2 separate regions of the Homo sapiens genome follow, and region 1 is linked to region 2. Evidence: chromatin loops called from intact Hi-C (ENCODE). Cell type or tissue: left ventricle myocardium inferior. All regions are shown on one strand. Each heading gives the region's core, and the rest is flanking DNA. Links, peaks and the distances in the headings are about the cores only. Region 1 overlaps ARID1A (AT-rich interaction domain 1A). Region 2 overlaps ARID1A (AT-rich interaction domain 1A).

Region 1 (10,111 bases), core at 1,374-9,373, 47 kb before region 2:
TTGGTTCTTCTTCTTCTTTTTTTTTTTTTTTTGAGACAGGGTCTCACTCTGTTACCCCAGGCTGCAGTACATTGGCATGATGCCAGCTCCCTACAGCCTCAACCTGCCCAACTCAAGTGATCCTCTTACCTCAGCCTCCTGAGTAGCTGGGACTACAGGCACGCACCACCACATCTGGCTCTGTATGTGTGTGTACAGGCAGGCGCCACCATGTCTGGCTGTGTTTGTGTGTGTGTAGAGAAGGGATTCTGCCATGTTGCCCAGGGTGGTCTCAAACTCTTGGGCTCAATCCTCCCACATTGGCCTCCCAAACTCCTGATATGATAAGCATGAGTCACTGTGCCCAGCCCCATCCCTGTTTTGATGGCTAAGTTATACCATGGACATCTAGCCTCTGAGCCAAGAACAAACTAAAAGAGGCAGCAAGATGACAAGGAGAGCCACTGTAAGTAGAAAGGGTCTCAAGAAGCACTCGTTAGGCCCTACAGTCTATATAGCAAATTCCACAGCTCAATGCTGTTTTAGGGACCAGAAGGTTCCCTCACCCACTCCTTCCTACAGTCTCCATTCCTTATCAAACTGCCAGCTTCTGGTAATAAGAACTTTCCTGCTTACAGGAAAAAGAAGTGTATTTCAGAACAGAATAGGAATCAGGGATCCATCCATCAGACGAGAACTTGGTTCAGTTCAAATCGCTTTGAAAAATTATATGTTGGCCAGGCGCAGTAGCTCATGTCCGTAATCCCAGCACTTTAGGAGGCCGAGGTAGGCGGATTACGAGGTCAGGAGTTCAAGACCAGCCTGGCCAACATGGCAAAACCCGGGCGTGGTGGTGGGCACCTGTAATCCCAGGTACTCAGGAGGCTGAGGCAGGGAGAATTCCTTGAACCCGGGAGGTGGAGGTTACAGTGTGCCAAGATAGCACCACTGCATTCCAGCCTGGGTGACAGAGTGAGACTCCGTCTCAAGAAAAAAAAAAAAGTTTTGATTATTTTTGTCTTTATACAAGTAAAACATGAACATTCTCATGATAAAAACATTTCAGATATTACAGGTGAAGCCAAAGTCTCCGACACCAAAGTTCCCCACAGCTGTCCTTCTGTTGCCCTCAACAGAGAAACCACTGTTCAATTATTTGGTGCGTATCTTTGTGCGTTTTTATTTCCTTTTTTTTTTTTTTTTGAGACGGAGTCTCACTCTGTTGCCCAGGCTGGAGTGCAGTGGCGCTATCGCGGCTCACTGTGACTTCCGCCTCCTGGGTTCACGCCATTCTCCTGCCTCAGCCTCCTGAGTAGCTGGGACTACAGGCACCCGCCACCATGCCCGGCTAATTTTTTTTTGTATTTTTAGTAGAGACGGGGTTTCACCATGTTAGCCAGGATGGTCTGGATCTCCTGACCTCCATCCGCTCGCCTCAGCATTTTTTTTTTTTTTTAAGAGACAGGGTCTCCGTCTGTCGCCTAGGCTGGAGTGCAGTGGCATGATCTCAGCTCACTGCAACCTCCACCTCCCAGGTTCAAGTGATTCTCCTGCCTCAGCCTCCTGAGTAGCTGGGATTAGAAAAATTAAATGTTTTGTTTTGATCATTTTTGTGTCTTGTTATACAAGTAAAACATAAACATTCTCATGATAAAAACATTTCAGATATTGGGCCGGGCGCAGTGGCTCACACCTGTAATCCCAGCACTTTGGGAGGCTGAGGCGGGCGGATCACAAGGTCAGCAAATCGAGACCATACTGGCTAACACGGTGAAACCCCGTCTTTACTAAAAATACAAAAAATTAGCCAGACGTGGTGACGGGCACCCATGGTCCCAGCTACTCGGGAGGCTGAGGCAGGAGAATGGCGTGAATCTGGAAGGCGCAGCTTGCAGTGAGCCGAGATTGTGCCACTGCACTCCAGCCTGGGCGACAGAGCGAGACTCCGTCTCAAAAAAGAAAAAAAAAAACATTTCAGCTATTATAGGTGAAGCCAAAGTGCCCCATGGCTGTCTTTCTGTTGCCCTCAATAGAGAAACCGCTGTTCAATTTGGTGTGTATCTTTGTGGGTTTTTTTTTGTGTGTGTTTTTTTGTTTTTTTTTTTTTTAAAGAGACAGGGTCTCGGTCTGGGTCTGTCACCCAGGCTGGAGGGCAGTGGTATAATCTTGGCTCACTGCAACTTCCACCTCCTTGGTTCAAGTAATTCTCCTGCCTCAGCCTCCTGAGTAGCTGGGATTACAGGCGTGCACCACCACACCCAGTTAATTTTTGTATTTTTAGTAGAGACGGGGTTTCAACATGTTGGCCAGGCTGGTCTCGAACTCCTGACCTCAGGTGATCCGCCCACCTTGGCCTCCCAAAATGCCGGTATTACAGGCATGAGCCACCACGCCTGGCCCCCCGGCTAATTTTTAAATTTTTTTGTAGAGATGGGGCCTTGCCATGTTGCTCAGGCTTGTCTCGAACTCCTGGGCTCAAGCGATCTGCCCTCCTCAGCCTCCTAACGTTCTGGGATTACAGGCATGAGCCACTGCCCCTGGCCTTGGTGTGTATCTTTGGACATGTACTGAAGCGCTAAGAAAAAAAAACAAAAACAAACAACAAGAAACAAAACAAAAAACCAAAACTTGGCCAGGCGCGGTGGCTCACGTCTGTAATCCCAGCACTTTGGGAGGCCGAGGCAGGAGGATCACGAGGTCAGGAGATCGAGACCATCCTGGCTAACATAGTGAAACCCTGTCTCTACTAAAAACACAAAAAAATAGCCAGGTGTGGTGGCAGGTGCCTGCAGTCCCAGTTACTCGGGAGGCTGAGGCAGGAGAATGGCGTGAACCCGGGAGGCGGAGGTTGCAGTGAGCCGAGATCGCACCACTGCACTCCAGCCTGGGCAACAGAGCGAGACTCCATCTCAAAAAAAAAAAACCAAAAAACCAAAACCCACCAACCACTCCTATCAGCTCAGGGCAAGAACTGAGGAGGTCCTTTCAGCCACACTTTCAGTTAAAAAACCAGGCTCACCATAGATCCAAAAGGAGAATGCCCCTGGTCCACCTGAGGGATCCTAGGAGCCTAAAGAAAACCTCTGTAGCTCTTGGGGCTGGGGTCTCAGAACTCTGGAGGCATCTGTGGCTGGCAAAGAGGTGGCTTCCCCTTCTTCAGGAGAGCTGTCACTTTTGGTAAAGTGCCCTGAGCTTCTTGGAGAAAAAGTGCTAAATAAACCACTGTCAACAGTAGTCCCACCTGGCTGGGATGCCTGGGTATAGAAAAATACTAGGGAAGGAAGAGCATTAATCTTCTTATCTCTCTGATTTGGTTGGCTTGAGGCCAACCTCTCAAACTGTCATTTTCATTAGATGGCAACTGGTCAGCATCAGATAGTTGGTTTCAAATAATTTTAAGAGCCAAAATGTTAGCATAGAAAGGGGTAAATCATTTACGATTAACTACAGCTACCATTTAAGCATCTACTATATGCCAGACACTTAGCAAAGTTACCCAATTTTCTACAAGTCTTGGTTATAGATACTACTACCATTACCATTTTGGTTTTGGTTTGGTTTTTTTTGAGTCAGGGTCTGGCTGTTACCCAGGCTGGAGTGCAGTGGCACAATCTTGGCTCACTGCAACCTCTGTCTCCTGGGTTCAAGCCATCCTCCCACCTCAACCTCCAGAGTAGCTGCGACTACAGACACCTGGTTAATTTTTTTTGTATTTTTGTAGTGGTGGGGTTTCACCATGTTGCCCAGGCTGGTCTCAAATTCCTGAGCTCAAGCAATCCTCCTACCTTGGCCTCCCAAAGTGCTGGGATCACAGGCGTGAGCCACTGTACCCAGCCACATTACCAATTTGAAGATGAGGAAGCTGATGCCTAAAGAGATTGGATTACATGCTTAGGTCATCTGGCAAGTGGTGGAAGCCAGATTTTAAACCCGGGACTGCTGAACCCCATAGGCCATGCTGGCTTTCTCTCTCCATTATGTTGTGACACTATATGAACTGAGGAGAAAGGTCACGCCTCTGAGTTAGGAAACCAAGGCCCAGCTTTTGGTACTTATCAGTTGTGACCTTAGGCAAACTGGCAACAAGTCAGGCTTCAGTTTTCTCACATATACAATCAGAGGGGGCTGGATAAATCTAAGTCTATGACACCCCTGGGGCATATGCATGAATCCCCCCTAGCACCATATGGTCAGGGTCAAACGACCAGCAGCAATATTCTGGAATGAGAGATATAACAACATACCAGCAATATAAGTTCTAAGACATACCCACCAGTCCCAGTGGCTAGTCATAGTAAATATTTTTATTGGGAAATGGGAGGGAGTGGTAAGGGCAGAAGTCTCCAAAAGATGTCCTGCCCCTCTATCTACATGAACAGATATTGCTCTCAGCTCCACATCCTTTTATTACACAGGACACACCTCTGCTTTCTACTCTACAAAAAGCCAGTTTTTCAGGTCTTTTGTTCCACAAAAAGCCAGATGTCTGATTGTTGAGTCAGACCTCAATGTTCCTAACAGTTCAGTTTTCTACAACACATTTATCATTAATAAAAAGTTCAGTCGGGCCAGGTGTGGTGGCTCATGCCTGTAATCCCAGCACTTTGGGAGGCCGAGGCAGGCAGATCACAAGGTCAGGAGACTGAGACCATCCTGACTAACACAGTGAAACCCCATCTCTACTAAAAAATACAAAAAATTAGCCAGGCGTGGTGGCGTGTGCCTGTAGTCCCAGCTACTCGGGAGGCTGAGGCAGGAGAATGGCATGAATCCAGGAGGCGGAGCTTGCAATGAGCCGAGATCACGCCACTGCAATCCAAGCCCCTATTCTCCCTGGTGAGGGATGCCCTTGGCATCTCAGGACTCTCAGGTTCTCAATTCTCCCAAAAGAGCACACCTAACAGGCATCTTCTGGAAGGACTGCGGAAATAACTGTAGCAATGCCCCTTTAATGGGAAGATTTCTTTTCCCGGGTTTGTTCTCCTCCAAGTATAATCCTGCTGAGAGATGGGAGGTGAGGATCAGCCCACTCAGTGCCCTACCAGTTCCAAGGAAGCAGCAGGGCCAGGAGAATTTCCTCACGTGTTTCCAATGTGTTTTGTGCATTTTATTGCTCATCTACCATGCAGATCAAAAGCGCTGGAGCAGATCCAACTATTTCACACAGAATCTCACACTCCAGGCTGGCTACAGCCCTGAAAGCCTTCATTTCTTCAGTTGAAATACTGCCCAATGTTATTTTGGGATGTGACCTGATAGAGGAAGCCCATAGGGACTCCATGACGATAACCGTCCCAGCTGTGATTGGTTGCCCAGCCCTAGTGAGTGCCAGCATGAGTTTGTCAGGCTCTGCTAACAAACAGAACTCAGCAGCTAAACACCTTCTCTTCACACCACAACAAAACCATGCCTGAAATCACACAGTCCATACCTTATTTTGTGGGGTAGGGACGGTGGGGGTGCTGGTACTCTCACAGGAAGAACTGCAAGTTCTAAGATGAATTGGCTGCCCACTGAAGAATATTTTTAAGCAGGAAGACACCAGATCAGGGTTAGAGGAGGGAAGTTTAAATTATCTCCCAATAGAGCCACATGAGGATGACATCAGTTCATTTTGCTGAGCAGGTTAAATGGCAACAGGTTAAGTATAAAGAATAGGCTCATGGCAATGCTCAGATTTAGGGTTTTCCCATAAATCTGGCTAAATCCTTGGGGAATCCCAGATGGAGTTCTTGTACCCATTTAGTTGGGAAAAGCTTTTGCTGAGTTGTGCTGATACTGGCAGGTAAACCACCCGTCATGAGAACCAGGTAAATCCTACGCACATGCCTGTAGTAAGTGTGTGCACTGGGAACCTTGCAGCTCAGCCATCCCCACTTAAATGACAATACTTGAATAAAAAATTCCATAATGACCAAATCTACACTAGTAATTTGTCAGTCCCTTATCCCCGCCCCGCCCCTAGGCTGCTCTCATGCTGAAGAATGGGAGGAAATCCTGAAGAACACAGAAGAGACTGGGAAACATAACCCATGAAGAAAAGGAAAAGGTAGGAGAGGAGGCAATAGCCTTAAACTCTAAGGAAGAAAAACTGAGACAAAATTAATTACTTAAGGCAAATAAGTTTTTGGGAGACTTGGCTTTTCATAAAACCTTCCTTAAGCAACAACTTGTTGAGGGTAGCAGAGGAGAAGGGACTACCTCTACTGAACACTTGTACAATAAAGTTTCAGTCATAAGTTCTTTTTTTCTCCTTAGTCTTTGCTATAAATGTAAGAAAGAGAAATTTGACCCACCCCAGACTGGTAGGGACTCCAAAAGTTACAGAACTGCTGTGACATTATTCCACGGAGTGGTCTCAATCCAACAGATTAACTGCCACCTATGCATAGAGAGCAGGCTTGCTGATGTTAACTGAAATGCCAAGAAAGAATCAACACACAGAATAGGCTGCCTTTCACACCCGGTGGTAATTCCAGGTCAGAAGTTAATTAAGCAGGTACTAAGGAACGGGAAGAAAAGATGCAGAGGTTGACACTACCCTTTTAGTGTAGGACCAAGCCCTATCACCTACATGGACTACCTCCATGGTTTGGAACAGCAGAAACTACTCCAGGAAAGGTTTAGAAAAATGTGTTTCCTACTTGCCCCCGTCAAGTTTCCAAAAACTTGGTTTGTATCTTAGAAACCATTGCATAGGATGAAATCCCCCACCAAACTCCCTCTTCTCTTTTTCTACATAGGCTATTGTTCTGAAGATAATGATTCATTCTTCCTGATACCTTTTGGCCACCTGACGGGGAAGACACAGGAGAGAAGGGTTAAGACTCTTCTTGTCTCCAGAATGCTTTTCAGGGGCCCGTCTCCAAGAGGAAACTCCCTATATACACATCAGAATTCATAAAGAAAGCTCTGGAGACCAAATCTCCAAATACAAAGGATGTTAGATAAAGTTAATAAAGTTCCTTTATATATTCCTTTTGAAAGGAAGCAGAATTGACATGAATATGTGACTATCACATATTCAACCCTAAGGTGAGTGGTTGACTCTCATTTAATTTTCACAATCATCTTCTGATATAGGTATTACCCCCATTTTAACAAAGAAGCAGGTTCAGAAGTGACTTGCCCAAGGACAGACAGCTATTAAATAGACCTGAGGTTCAAATCCATTATTACTTTACACTCTTTCCATAAGGTATTAATAGAAGCTTGACATGATCAAAGGCTGGGTTCCATGCTCCAATAGAGGTAAGGCCAACAACCTATATCACCAGACATGCTGCGTGATTAGCTACTTGACTCAACTGGCTAACCTCACGAGGCTCACTTAACTCCTTTATTGAAGGAAAGACTTACACTAGATAATCAAACTCTACAAATCTGTGATGCTATGTGTTCCCCTGTCCTTTTTTTTTTAGACGGAGTTTTGCCCTGTCCTCCAGGCTGGAGTGCAGTGGTGCAATCTCAGCTCACTGCAATCTCCGCCTCCCAGGTTCTAGTGATTCTCCTGCCTCAGCCTCCCGAGTAGCTGGGATTACAGACCCTCGCCACCACGCCCGGCTAATTTTTGTATTTTTAGTAGAGACGGGGTTTCACCATGTTGATCAGGTTGGTCTCGAACTCCTGACCTCAAGTGATCCACCCGCCTCGGCCTCCCAAAGTGCTGGGATTACAGGTGTGAGCCACCATGCCCGGCCCCCCTCTTTCCTAATTACTCTTGCTATAACTTTCAGCCTTTATTTCAAATCAGCCCTTTCACTGATAACCTTCAACTTCAACCTAATTTTTCTATGCTAAATTAAAGGGTACAGTACTTTTTCTCACCCCTGGGTTTTCTGTAGGGTACTTAATGTGTAAGAGGACAGAGGGCTGTGGGGAGGGTGACTTTGAATGTAGGGAAACAAGCAGAAGTCCCATGAAGGTAGAAGTCCCATGAAGGTAGGAGCCTGGTCTCTGCTGGGTATTCAAACTGAATATGTTCTAAGCCTTTTATCAATCACAAGGGTGTGGCTCACAGAGAAAAAAAAAATCAAGATATTCCTGGCCTCTAGATGGCCTCCTCTTAGGCCACTTCAAACCCTCACACTTTCCTCCTCACCCAGCACTGCAGCCACCCTTCCAAACTGCAGGATGTTTGGGTTTTGTTTAGGGACCCCACTCTCCAAGCTACAAGACGGGAAGGCTCCTTTCTAGAGGCTTTAAAAGCCAAGCAAGCTTCAACCCTCTGGCCACAGAGGTGCTCCAACAATAGGGCAACTGAGCTCTCCTTTCACACACATCAGGCTGGCTGGTTTCCCAACCACCAGAGTAGAATTGGCATTATAGGTACAACAACTAAAGGCTAAAATTGTTTTTTAGCCTTGGGAACTTCCAAGATGAAAACAGTTTTGTGGAGGCAGTGAGGAATCAGAAGCCTCCATGCTCCAAGCAGAGATCTGCTAGCCATTCTATTAAACCATCTATTTTGACCCAAGTCACAGGACTAGTTCCCTACTCTCACCCTATAGGCAGGGCACAGAGTTCCTCTGAGGCTCCTCTAGAAGCAGTGTTACAGGACTGATGGCACTGTGTTCTATCCGCCCTTTTTCTCCACTAGCCTGTGGGACCAGAGCAAGATCAGGCTATTAGTGACCAGAAAGATGCCAGACACACAAACGACAAGATGCTTGATAAATGTTGCTCAATGAATTATCTACTCAAAAGCATCCTCTTTAGACACAACCTCTATTAGTCCTCTTTCTTTCCCTTAATCTCTATTCCCCCATCCTATACCCCAGTACCTGAATTCTAGACCTCCACAAGGGAGGGGCTCTTGGGTGCTGGTATCAAGAGAATTGATTCTCCTGTTTAAAACTCAGAAGTACAACCCCGAATGGGTTTTGGCAACTTGGTAAGAGCTGTTGCTAGAACTGCAGCAGTGCAGAAAAGGAATGTCTGGAAAGGAGGCTGCCAGAGGCAGGGCTCTGTGTCACTGGAGAAATTTCAATCTAATTGTGAAAATACGAGAACGTGCTGTTCTAACCCACCTCTGCAAAATCTCTTGAGGCAGGTCTGACCCTCTGGGTGGAGGCTGAGGGCACTGCTGAGGTAAAAAGGTGGGGAGAAGAAAGACTGCTGGGCTGCTTGCATTCCTGTGGTGGTAGCCCCTGCAAACAGCGGCTGGGTCACTGCAGCAGCCATTGATTTTCCAGGGGTCGATATTCTACTCCTACAGATCTGCTCAGCCGGAGGTTTAATCACATCGAGTGCTTCTGCTCAACATTTCCCCTGTCGCTCCCCGCCGCCCCCCAACAAACAAATAAAACAAACACCAAACACAATGAGAACTGGCAAAGGATAGATGAGAAGGTGCTCCTCACAGCTGTCCCCTACCCCCGGAGAAATTCTAGGCACCAGCTCAAAGGGAGTAAATCCAAGAGAGAGCCAAAGCTACACGGGGCAGTCCACAAGACACTGCAGGGACAGACCCACAGACCCCAGAGAATTATTATTATTATTATTTTTTGAGACGGAGTCTCGCTCTGTCACCGAGGCTGGAGTGCAGTGGCGCGATCTTGGCTCACTGCAAGCTCTGCCTCCCGGGTTCACACCATTCTCCTGCCTCAGCCTCCCGAGTAGCTGGGACTACAGGTGCCCGCCACCATGCCCAGCTAATTTTTTGTATTTTTTAGTAGAGATGAGGTTTCACCGTGTTAGCCAGGATGGTCTCCATCTCCTGACCTCGTGATCTGCCTGCCTCGGCCTCCCAAAGTGCTGGGATTACAGGCGTGAGCCACTGCGCCTGGCCGAGAGTTTTCCAAAAATAAAAATAAAAAAAAAGATGATGATGATGATTCTGGAACTCCCATAGGCCGCTAACTGGTTGAAACCCTGCTTTTCAGTTTGTCACAGTCCCCATCAGGCCTGTATAATACCATGTTACCTGCCCGACCAGTCACCCTGCCCCCCAAAGGCTTCTGTCTTATCCAGTCAGTAACCACTTTTTGGCCAAAAATGTATGAAGTGTTTTGAGGGTCACTAGTTAATAGACTCAAATCTGACAAAAAAAAAAAAAAAAAAAAGAATCTGGGTCAGAGCTGGGCCTGAGTTACAGCAGCCAAGAGCAGTGCATATTTATGGAATAGGGCTG
Region 2 (10,111 bases), core at 1,232-9,231:
ACCGGCAAGAAGACAGAAGACAGTTGCCTACATGCCAGGAAAATGACTGTCACCAAGAACCCGATCTGCCAGCATTTTGATCTTGGACTTCTCACCCTCCAGGACTTCAAGTAGTAAATGTTTGTTGTTTAAGCCACCTCGTCTATGGTATTTTGTGACAGCAGTCCAAGCAAACTAACACACTCCCCTAGCCTCAAGCATTTTAACCTTTTCTCCATTCATTAATACTTTTTTCATAGGAGGGCACATAGACATAAAACATCAATCTATGGTATAATTTAGAAGCAGCCCCTCAGGTAATCTGGATATACTCTGCAGCCCAGTTGAGTGTAAATGTATAAATCTAGTAGTTCTCAAACTTCAGTGTTCATCAGAATGGCCTAGAGGACTTGTTAGAACATATTGACAGAGTTTTGGATTCGATAGGACTGGCCAAGGGTCTGTGCTTCTTAACAGGACCTAGTAATGCTGATGCTGGTGGCTAGGGACCACACTGAGAACCACTGCACTAATCCACTTCTCAAGCTGGAACAACAAGTGGTGTGTGTGTGTGTGTGTGTGTGTGTGTGTGTGTATGTATTATTTTATTTTTTGAGATGGCATCTCGCTCTGTCGCCCAGGCTGGAGTGCAATGGTGTGATCTCGGCTCACTGCAACCTCTGCCTCCCAGGTTCAAGCGTGATCTCGGCTCACTGCAACCTCTGCCTCCCAGGTTCAAGCGATTCTCCTGCCTCAACCTCCCAAGTAGCTGGGACTACAGGCATCCGCCACCACGCCTAGCTAATTTTTGTACTTTTAATAGAGACGGGGTTTCACCATGTTGGCCAGGATGGTCTCGATCTCTTGACCTTGTGATCCACCCGCCTTGGCCTCCCAAAGTGCTGGGATGGCAGGCATGAGCCACCGCACCCGGCCTGTGTGTTTTAATGCACTGATAGGCCGGGTGCGGTGGCTCACATCTGTCATCCCAGCACTTTGGGAGGCCCAGGTGGGTGGATTACCTGAGGTCAGGAGTTCCAGACCAGCCTGGCCAACGTGGTGAAACCCCGTCTCTACTAAAAATACAAAAATTAGCCAGGCGTGGTGGCACACGCCTGTAATCCCAGCTACTCGGGAGGCTGAGGCAGGAGAATTGCTTGAGCCCAGGAGGCGGAGGTTGCAGTGAGCTAGATCATGCCACTGCACTTCAGCCTGGCCGACAGAGCGAGATTCTGTCTCCAAAAAAAAAAAAAAGTAAGCAAGCTAGCCCTGATAGCTGGCATAGTGACATGTGCTTGTAGCTCAGCTACTTGGGAGGCTGAGGAAGGAAGATTGCTTGAGGTCAGGAGTTTGAGAGTGGGCTATGATTGTGCCTGTGGATAGCCACTGCACTCCAGCCTGGGAAACAGAGAAAGACCCTGTCTCTAAACAAATTTTAGTTTAAAAAAAAAAAAAAAAAAAAAGCATTACAGTAACTCAGATGTAGCTAAAAACTAGGGAAAATTTTGAATTCGGTAAAGACCAATACTAGCTTTAACCACTCAATTCTATCTCTCCTGAATTGAGAAGCAGGGCCAGTGGGAACCTGGGGTCCTGGGTCGGGGGTGCTGTTGAGAACTTCCATGGTAGTGCTGCAATCTTCCTACATCACCCTTCTGGCCTCCTGGCTGGAGCAGGGTGGTAGCATTCCAGGGGTGCTGGGTGCAGGGGAGGAGAATGTGAGGTAGATTGGTGGATGCACAGGAGGAAGGTGGGAATAGTGGTATCAACTCTCCTGGAGGCTTGCTTCTGAAAAGGACGGCTGGAGAGTGGGAGAGATAGTTGTGGGATTGACCAATCAGGAGTCATGTTAGAATTGTATTTGATAAACGAATAGTACTTTCACATATCTAATATTTACCATAGCTTCAAGGTAGATATTTTTCCTCATTATATAGTTGAGAATACAGATTCAGAGAAGTGACTTACCTAAAGTCATACTGCCCTAAGAGAACTTTAAACCTAGGTTTTAGAGATGACTCTGCTATGAAACTTTGTATGTGGCACTCAACTTTATGTGTTCATTTCCCCCAAGTGGCAAATTAAGACAATAATCCGCTGGGCGCGGTGGCTCACACCTGTAATCCCAGCACTTTGGGAGGCCGAAGCGGGCGGATCACGAGATCAGCAGACCGAGACCATCCTGGCTAACATGGTGAAGCCCCATCTCTACTAAAAATACAAAAAAATTAGCCGGGCGTGGTGGCGGGCACCTGTAGTCCCAGCTACTCGGGAGGCTGAGGCAGGAGAATGGCGTGAACCCAGGAGACGGAGCTTGCAGTGGGCCAAGATCGCGCCACTGCACTCCAGCCTGGGCGACAGAGCAAAGACTCCATCTCAAAAGAAAAAAAAAGACAATAATCCCTGCCTCTTCAGCAAGTGCTCCAAGTTTCTGGAAAAGTAATATCACTCTGCATATACTTTCATAATTCAAGTCACTTTCACTCAGATCAAAGTGAAAGACTCTGGCTGGGTGCGGTGGCTCGCACCTGTAATCCCAGCACTTTGGGAGGCCGAGGCAGGTGGATCACAAGGTCAGGAGTTCAGGACCAGCCTGACCAACACAGTGAAACCCCATCTCTACTAAAAATACAAAAAATTACCTGGGCGTGGTGGTGGGCACCTGTAATCCCAGCTACTCAGGAGGCTGAGGCAGAAGAATCACTTGAACCCAGGAGGCAGAGGTTACAGTGAGCCGAGATCACGCCACTGCAATCCAGCCTGGGCGACAGTGCAAGACTCCGTCTCAAAAAAAAAAAAAAAAAAAAAAAAAAAAAAAAAAAAGTGAAGGACTGTATCTTAAAGGCTGAATCTCACTCTCAACCCCAAAAGATCCCTCTTGAGAAAGAGAGGACCGGGGACCAGAGGACCAGATGCTGCCAGTTCTCACCAATGGAATCACAAGGCAGCTATAAACCAAGTGCCATGGCCATTCATCGGAAATCCAAAACAACAAAACCCTAAGTGGAAGGGATGGAAGGGAATGACAGGACAGAGCTCTAGGCACGATGTCAAATTGTTAACTAATGGCTTTTCAGTCTTTCACCCCATTTAAGAGTTTCAGGCTATTGTAAAAATAATGTCCTAAACAATCTTGGTGCCTGAGTAATTTATTTTGGAGAAGCAAAGTTAGTATTTTAGATTGTAATACCTTTGAAGAGTCAGACAAACCTTGTCTACCTTGTCAGACAAACCCAACTCTACCTTTTACCAGCTATTTTCCCTAGGGCAAATTTCTTATCTTACTCTATTTCCTCATTTGTAAAAGAGGAAGATTAATAATAGAACCCACCTCCTATACAGTTTTGAAGATTAAATTAGGAAATTCATCAAGAGGACTAAGCATAATGCTTAGCACATAATAAGTACTCAAATGCATGGTGGCCATCATTTGAAAGTCAGGATCCTTGCCAGGCACAGTGGCTCACGCCTGTAATCCCAGCACTTTGGGAGGTCAAAGCCGGCGGATCACCTGAGGTCAGGAGTTCGAGACTAGCCTAGCCAACATGGTGAAACCCCATCTCTACTAAAAATACAAACATTAGGCCGGGCGTGGTGGCTTATGCCTGTAATCCCAGCACTTTGGGAGGCCGAGACGGGTAGATCACGAGCTCAGGAGTTTCAGACCAGCCTGGCCAGCATGATGAAACCCCATCTCTACTAAAAATACAAAAATTAGCAGGGCGTGGTGGAAGGCGCCTGTAGTCCCAGCTACTCGGGAGGCTGTGGCAGGAGAATCACTTGAACCTGGGAGACGGAGGTTGCAGTGAGCCGAGATCACACCACTGGACTCCAGCCTGGGCGATAGAACAAGACTCCATCTCAAAAAAAAAAAAAAAAAAAAAAAAAATTAGCCAGCCGCGGTGGCGCATGCCTGTAGTCCCAGCTACTCAGGAGACTGAGGCAGGAGAACCCCTTGAACCCAGGAGGCGGAGACTGCAGTGAGCTGAAATTGCCCCACTGCACTGCACTCCAGCCTGGGTGACAGAGCAAGACTCCGTCTAAAAAAAAAAAAAAGTCAGGATCCTGGTGAGGATCTGTGACCCAAGAACAGATAAACTACCTACAGAATTGTTCCCCAAAAGCTTTGTAATATGGTTCTCTTTAGAAGCCTAAATTCCTAAACAAGCACAATGTTAGAAATCTGGAGACTAAAAGCCGGTTATCCAAACCTAAATTACCAAGAGTTTCACATAACGCTAGATCAACCTGTGAACTCCAACACCTTAGGACCAGAACAGAATGTTGTCCAAAGGGCAAGAGAAAAAGACATACATATTTGCCAAAGAGACACAGTAATAAACCAATTCCCAGCATTTCTGCCCTGTTCTCTAAGGACAACAGAAAGCAACAATGTCTACCCCAGACAGGAGAAATCACTGGGCAAGAAGAGCCCAAAGATATATCTGTTTCTTCCAAAAGGAAGCATCCAACACTATGTGGCCTTTAATCCCTCTACCACGTGGCTGAATTTGCACTTTTCTTAAAGTCAAAGTACACGGCAGTTGAGAGTAAACAGCTGGGCCCAAAGGCACTCATGCCCGGCAAGCACGTTGTGACCTCAAAGAAAACATGAGCAAAATAAAAACACCAAGCACACACCAAATGGGCTTTTAATTGACTGATATCACAACAACCCCCAAGCACCCCTGGTGCTAGATCTTAAGGGGAAAAGAAGGGTTCCTTTTAACAGAGATGCCTATAAACAAGCAAGCTGAAAACGAACAAGTTTAAGAGAGAAAAGCATACAAAAATCTTGGCTGCTAGTGATGAGCCATGGAAAATCATGAATCTGCCAGTGCCAAGGGAGGAGGAAGTCTAATATCTAACTTTGCAGACTTGGGAACATAAAAGCAACAAAGCCATAAGGAAGCCCAAATGCAAAAGAGAGAAAAAAAGGCACATGGCACATTTCCTCTTCATATGGGTAGCAATTCAAGCAGCGCTTTGGGCCTGCAGAGCACTTAGCTCAGTACCCAAAGCCCCTTAGTATTTATATCAACATAACTTCCTGGAGGGTGACAAAAATCTGTCCTGGATTACTGGGTGATTTCTAATATGTACCATGACCAACACTAAGTCAACATTTTAGGGATCAAATTTCCTACTCTGCAGCATGTTGGAATGCATTCTTGGCATTAGACTTCTTCCCATTCCAGTCCACCCTTAGAAAATGCAGAAGCCACTGGGAAATAGACTCAACCTGTCCCAAGATAATATTCCAGCTATGCACAAGTGACTAACAAAAACAAACAGAAGTTCATTCAGATGTCCCTTCACATTCAGTAAAAAACTAATTTCATCCATTTAAATGGAGAGGAGGGGTAATTTCAGGAAGAATACTCAAGGCTACTAAGTCAATATTCACCCGAACTTGGATTCCTCTAAAACCTGGGAATGATCAGAGTTCAAGCCCCTAAACACCTGTAATCCATAGGAGGTTAACTATGGTGCCCAATTCTGAGTAACTGAAAACCCACTTTTGCAAAATGCCAAAATGGCAAGGCAAAAAAAGTGGAAAAGGTATTTCTAAACCAGAATGTTTATCCAAGACTCCAGTACTTTCAGCAGGTCATGGACCATTACTTGAGGGGGGGGGAAAAAAAAAAAAGGCTGGGCGTGGTGGCTCACACCTGTAATTCCAGCACTTTGGAAGGCCAAGGTGGGTGGATCACACCCGAGGTTGGGAGTTCAAGACCAGCCTGGCCAACATGATGAAACCCCACCTCTACTAAAAATACAAAAATTAGCCGGGCATGGTGGTGGAAGCCTATAATCCCAGCTACTCAGGAGGCTGAGGCATGAGAATCGCTTGAACCTGGGAGGCAGAGGTTGCAATGAGCCAGATTGCACCACTGTACTCCAGTCTGGGTGACAAAGTAAGACTCCATCTCAAAAAAAAAAAAAGGTCTGCAGTACTTCTGTACTGGAGCAGTGTAACCAATCCTTCTCCAGGTAGAAGCATTACAGTGGCCTGGCACTGGACATGCCATGCATCTTCAGCTGTTAAGCATCCACTGATGATCCTTGACCGGTGAAGTGCCAAGGCCCAACCACAGATCGACCAGCAGGTAAAGAAACCAAAATCACTATATTCCAGAGGCTCCACAAGGATTAAGCATTGGTGAGCAGCATTTGTTAGCTGCTTGGCCATAGTAACCTAATAAAAAACAAATTTTTTTTTTTTTTTTGAGACAAGGTCTTGGCTCCATTGCCCAGGCTGGAGTGCACTGGCGTAATCATGGCTTACAACAGCCTCAACCTCCTGGGCTCAAGCAATCCTCCTGCCTCAGCTTTCTAAGTAAACTGCGACTACAGGCACGTACCACCACATCCAGCAATTTTTGTGTCTTGTAAAGATGGGGTCTCCCTATGTTAATAGCCTGGTCCCAAGGCTGGTCCTGGGCTTGGGCAATCCTCCCACCTTGGCCTCCCAAAGTGCTGGGATTATAGGTGTGAGCTACCGCGCCCGGCCAAAAACAGTATTAAAGGCCATTTCTATGAATAAATGGGCAGACTGCATATGTGCAGGCTTACCTAACCCATCAACCTCAATATAAGGTCTAACACAAGCAACTTGACTTGAACACAGCTCCCAGCTCCTCAGAAATAGCAGCCTAAGAGTCCCAACAGATACTTACTTCGTGGCTCTTGTTTTAAGAAAGGTCAACTAACTCTGCCAAGACAGACTCACCAACAAAGTTGAACCACCATTACTACAGAGCTGTCCAGGGCACACAACTCTGAAGGTGACATGACCTTCCAAATCCAAATTTACTAGAAAAGTGCCCCTGAACTAGCCAAGAACTTAACAGTCTGTACCAAAGGCTCTACCTGACCACAAGAACCACTAAGACCCTGGAACCACTCTTTCAGGGAGTTTTATGGTTAGAGTCCAAATTCTCAAAGTCATTGGAACACTGAGACAGCTACTGGTCTGGAGATGGATGTGCAATGTGGATTCTATCAAGCCCATGGAACTTAAGAATAGCATTATGAAAAGGCAAATTAGTATTCTAAGTTTCTTGAACATTTAGCTTCACAAAAAAAGCCTCTGAAAAGCTGTCCCAGGTTAACCCTGCCAAACTGATTGAACCTTTTCCTCTAATTCCTTCAGCTCACATAATTAGTGTGGTCTACATCCATTTATGAAACCTTGCTTTTCAAGTTTTCCAGATGTGTGCACATAAGCATGCTTTCCTAAGAAAACTAAATGCCTCTGAAGGAGATATTGTTTCTACCTTTTAAATCTCTTCCTAGTACCTAGCTGGTGTAATCACATAGGGCTATTTCCCATCCCCATTGGAATTTCCTGATCTCTCTGACTTAGAAACTATGCTCTCAGCAATAAGTCTGAAGTTCCTAATACCCTCACTACCAACATACTGGGAAAGGACCATGCAATATTAAGCAACCTATGTCAGTGCCAATCCAAGTTTTTGTGTTTTGTATTAAAACAAGCTGATAGCCTTTGGTAGTAAGTTAGCTGAACCTAAAAATCATAGTCAGGACCATAATTACATTCATATTCCCTGCTACTATATAAACAGCTAAGTCAAAAGGGCACTTCCAGGACTCTGGTGTAAAAAACACTTCTTATAAAGAAAACTGGTGTCAGAATCAATGAATCTAGTTAAAAAAGACATTCTGAGAAGGCAAATCTGGTCATCTCACAAGGCTACCAAAGAAGAGGACCACAGACAGACAGCTAAAATATTCATAGATTCTTCTTCTTCTTCCATAAAAAGAATGTGTCACTGAAGGAACCCAGATATGTTTTTAATCCTAAAATGGCAATTTCAAAAACAAAGACTGTATCTACTCACATAATCCTTCAAGTAAGATGTAGTGAGTCCCCAAATATTTGGACTTTGTACTGACCCAGGAACAGAGTGTAAAGGCATATTAATTTTATCATAAGTGATACACAGAAGTCCAGTAAAAACTGTATAAATAAACCCAGGCCATTGGGTAGTGGACTTATAATCCCCAGCACAACAGCAAAATTGAGGATAAAGATCACACTCAAGTTGCAGTATCTTTTTTCTCCTTTCTAATATTCCAGAAATGCAAACCCAAGCCAAAAATAATCTCACCAAGCTACCCTTTAAACCTCAAAGTCTCATAAGCCAAGTGTCTGGGGTAATACTTACCTTACTATTGACAGTCAGGATCTTCTTTCCAAACTTCTATTTTCACTATGAAACTGCAATTGACTTTAACAGGATACCACATGCCCTGAACTTAGCACGCAGCCAGGGCCACAGAGGTTTCACTACCAGGGCAGCATCTTTCCATTTCAATTTTTTTTTAGATCACTTCTTATCTCCACACTCACTGCCCCCCAGCACTACCCTTTTCCTATCCCCAAGTCTTTTTCCCCAATGTTATTTTACTCCACCACATGAGGAGGCTAGCATTATCTTTGCTTGAAAACTGTTTATTAATTTGCCTGTCAAACATTCTATAGAACAGTTTACATCTTACTACAGAAACCTCCTGGGTACATATTGACAGCTCAGCAAGTATTTACACAAAGCTCTGAAACATTTGGTTCCTTCAGAGACGATAGAAGATGCTGTGTCAAGCACAGAATTATCAAACACTGTTCCCTCTACCCTTTTCCCTCCTTTATAAAGGGAAGCTTCCTTCCTCTAATATACCTAAATTACACTTCTAAACTACTAAGCCAGGAAGAGAAAGAATGGAAATTCAGGTGTGCTGGAGAAGAGAAAGAATAGCATTTCCAGGACCACGTGCAAAGCACACCATGTAGTTTTTTAAACCATAGCGATGAGAAACAACAAATGCACCTATGAAATTGACCCTGAAACGCAGCTTTTCCTCTTCCAGTCTCAGGAACATTTGCTTCTCTCTCAGCAAAACTTACAGGGCAAGTCCAGGCACTCAGATTACAACCAACTGCCCAAACCAGACCTAGACCTGCCCAAACACCAGGAGTCTGGAGAGCTTAATGCTCCCTCTCTCTCCCTACCCCTCCCCAAAAGCAGCAGAATATCAACACTGAACTTATGAATATCCATTCCTCACCCCAACCCCAAGTGCAAAAGCCTCCTGGGGATCCTGAAGCAACTATTTTTCAAGTCTTGCTTTAATGAAATCTACCTAACTTTCCAACGACTATTTAGTGTTTTAAAACCACCAGCCAGGTGGAATGACTAATGACAAACAGATTAACAGTTTCAAGGCAACAGTCTGGTAGAGCTTTTTCTGTAAAAGTCTACAGACCACAATGGCACCCAACTGTTCAGAGCTTGTTCCTGTGAATCCCAGGAGAAAATAGCTTTGAGTTCCTTCAGTCCAGGGGAAGAAAGATGGTCTCAAGACCCCTGATTTATGTACAGAAAGCTGCCTTCATAACAAGCCAGCTATGGAAGCACAGATATGTAGCATCTTAGAGTGAGAAGGCCATGCAGACCAACTTCATTTTATTGATGAGGGAGAAAATGAAAAATAGAGAAAGCAAATGACCTGCCCAGGGTCACACAGCTTAATCTGGAGCTGTATGTGGAACCTAAGCCTCCTCCTTCCTCCTCCTGTTGTGAGTCCTGTGCTCTTTACCACTAACGCAACACACAACTCAAGTATGCATCAGTAATAACAACGTAAGTGTGCGTCAGTAATGATAATGACCAATCTAAACAAGGAAAAACCCAGAGATAAAAGCCACAGGAATCAGGACTCCATTCAAGCCCCAGGTATTACAGCTCACTGGCAGAAAAGAACTACTCGGTGCCAATATATTTGAATACCACATTTTTACCATATTTACAAGCTTCAGTTGCTTCTAGAATTTTGAGAGTTGAAGCCAATCAATACAACCTTTTGAGGGATGGGAACAGGAAAGAGCCCTGCCTATTACTTTGTTAGCCTATTCCCTCATTCTAAAAAAGTTCACTAACCTCTTTGCAAAAGGTCTACTGTAGACATTACACCTACAGGAGTCAATCCAACATATTAATGTTTAATGCAATCCAAGACATCCTGTTTCAGCAGGTGCTGCTTGTCATGGTTACTCATGTCACACACAAAGAAAGGAACCTAAAAAGTCCTCACAGGGCCCAATACACAA

The links. A loop is a pair of places that touch in the nucleus more often than their neighbours do. Peaks named below come from ENCODE experiments on the same cell type or tissue, not always from the same donor. Only the 100,000 strongest peaks of a DNase experiment are listed, where the experiment ranks them.
Region 1: it touches region 2 in a loop (1.8-fold over the local background); 33 of 110 quality-filtered maps call a loop at or near these places.

The regions. Positions count from the first base shown.
Region 1 is chr1:26,748,541-26,758,651 of GRCh38, reverse strand. The region is part of intron 4 of ARID1A (AT-rich interaction domain 1A); the gene reads right to left. Among named protein-coding and RNA genes, the nearest start is that of PIGV, 34 kb to the left of the region's middle. In left ventricle myocardium inferior, for the core only: no CTCF peak of the experiment used is centred there; DNase peaks (open chromatin) are centred at 5,291 and 5,931; H3K4me3 peaks cover 1,520 bases; H3K27ac peaks cover 4,543 bases.
Region 2 is chr1:26,700,958-26,711,068 of GRCh38, reverse strand. The region is part of intron 1 of ARID1A (AT-rich interaction domain 1A); the gene reads right to left. Among named protein-coding and RNA genes, the nearest start is that of ARID1A, 10 kb to the right of the region's middle. RefSeq lists an enhancer at 3,154-3,653 and a silencer at 6,777-7,071. In left ventricle myocardium inferior, for the core only: no CTCF peak of the experiment used is centred there; no DNase peak of the experiment used is centred there; H3K4me3 peaks cover 757 bases; H3K27ac peaks cover 3,813 bases.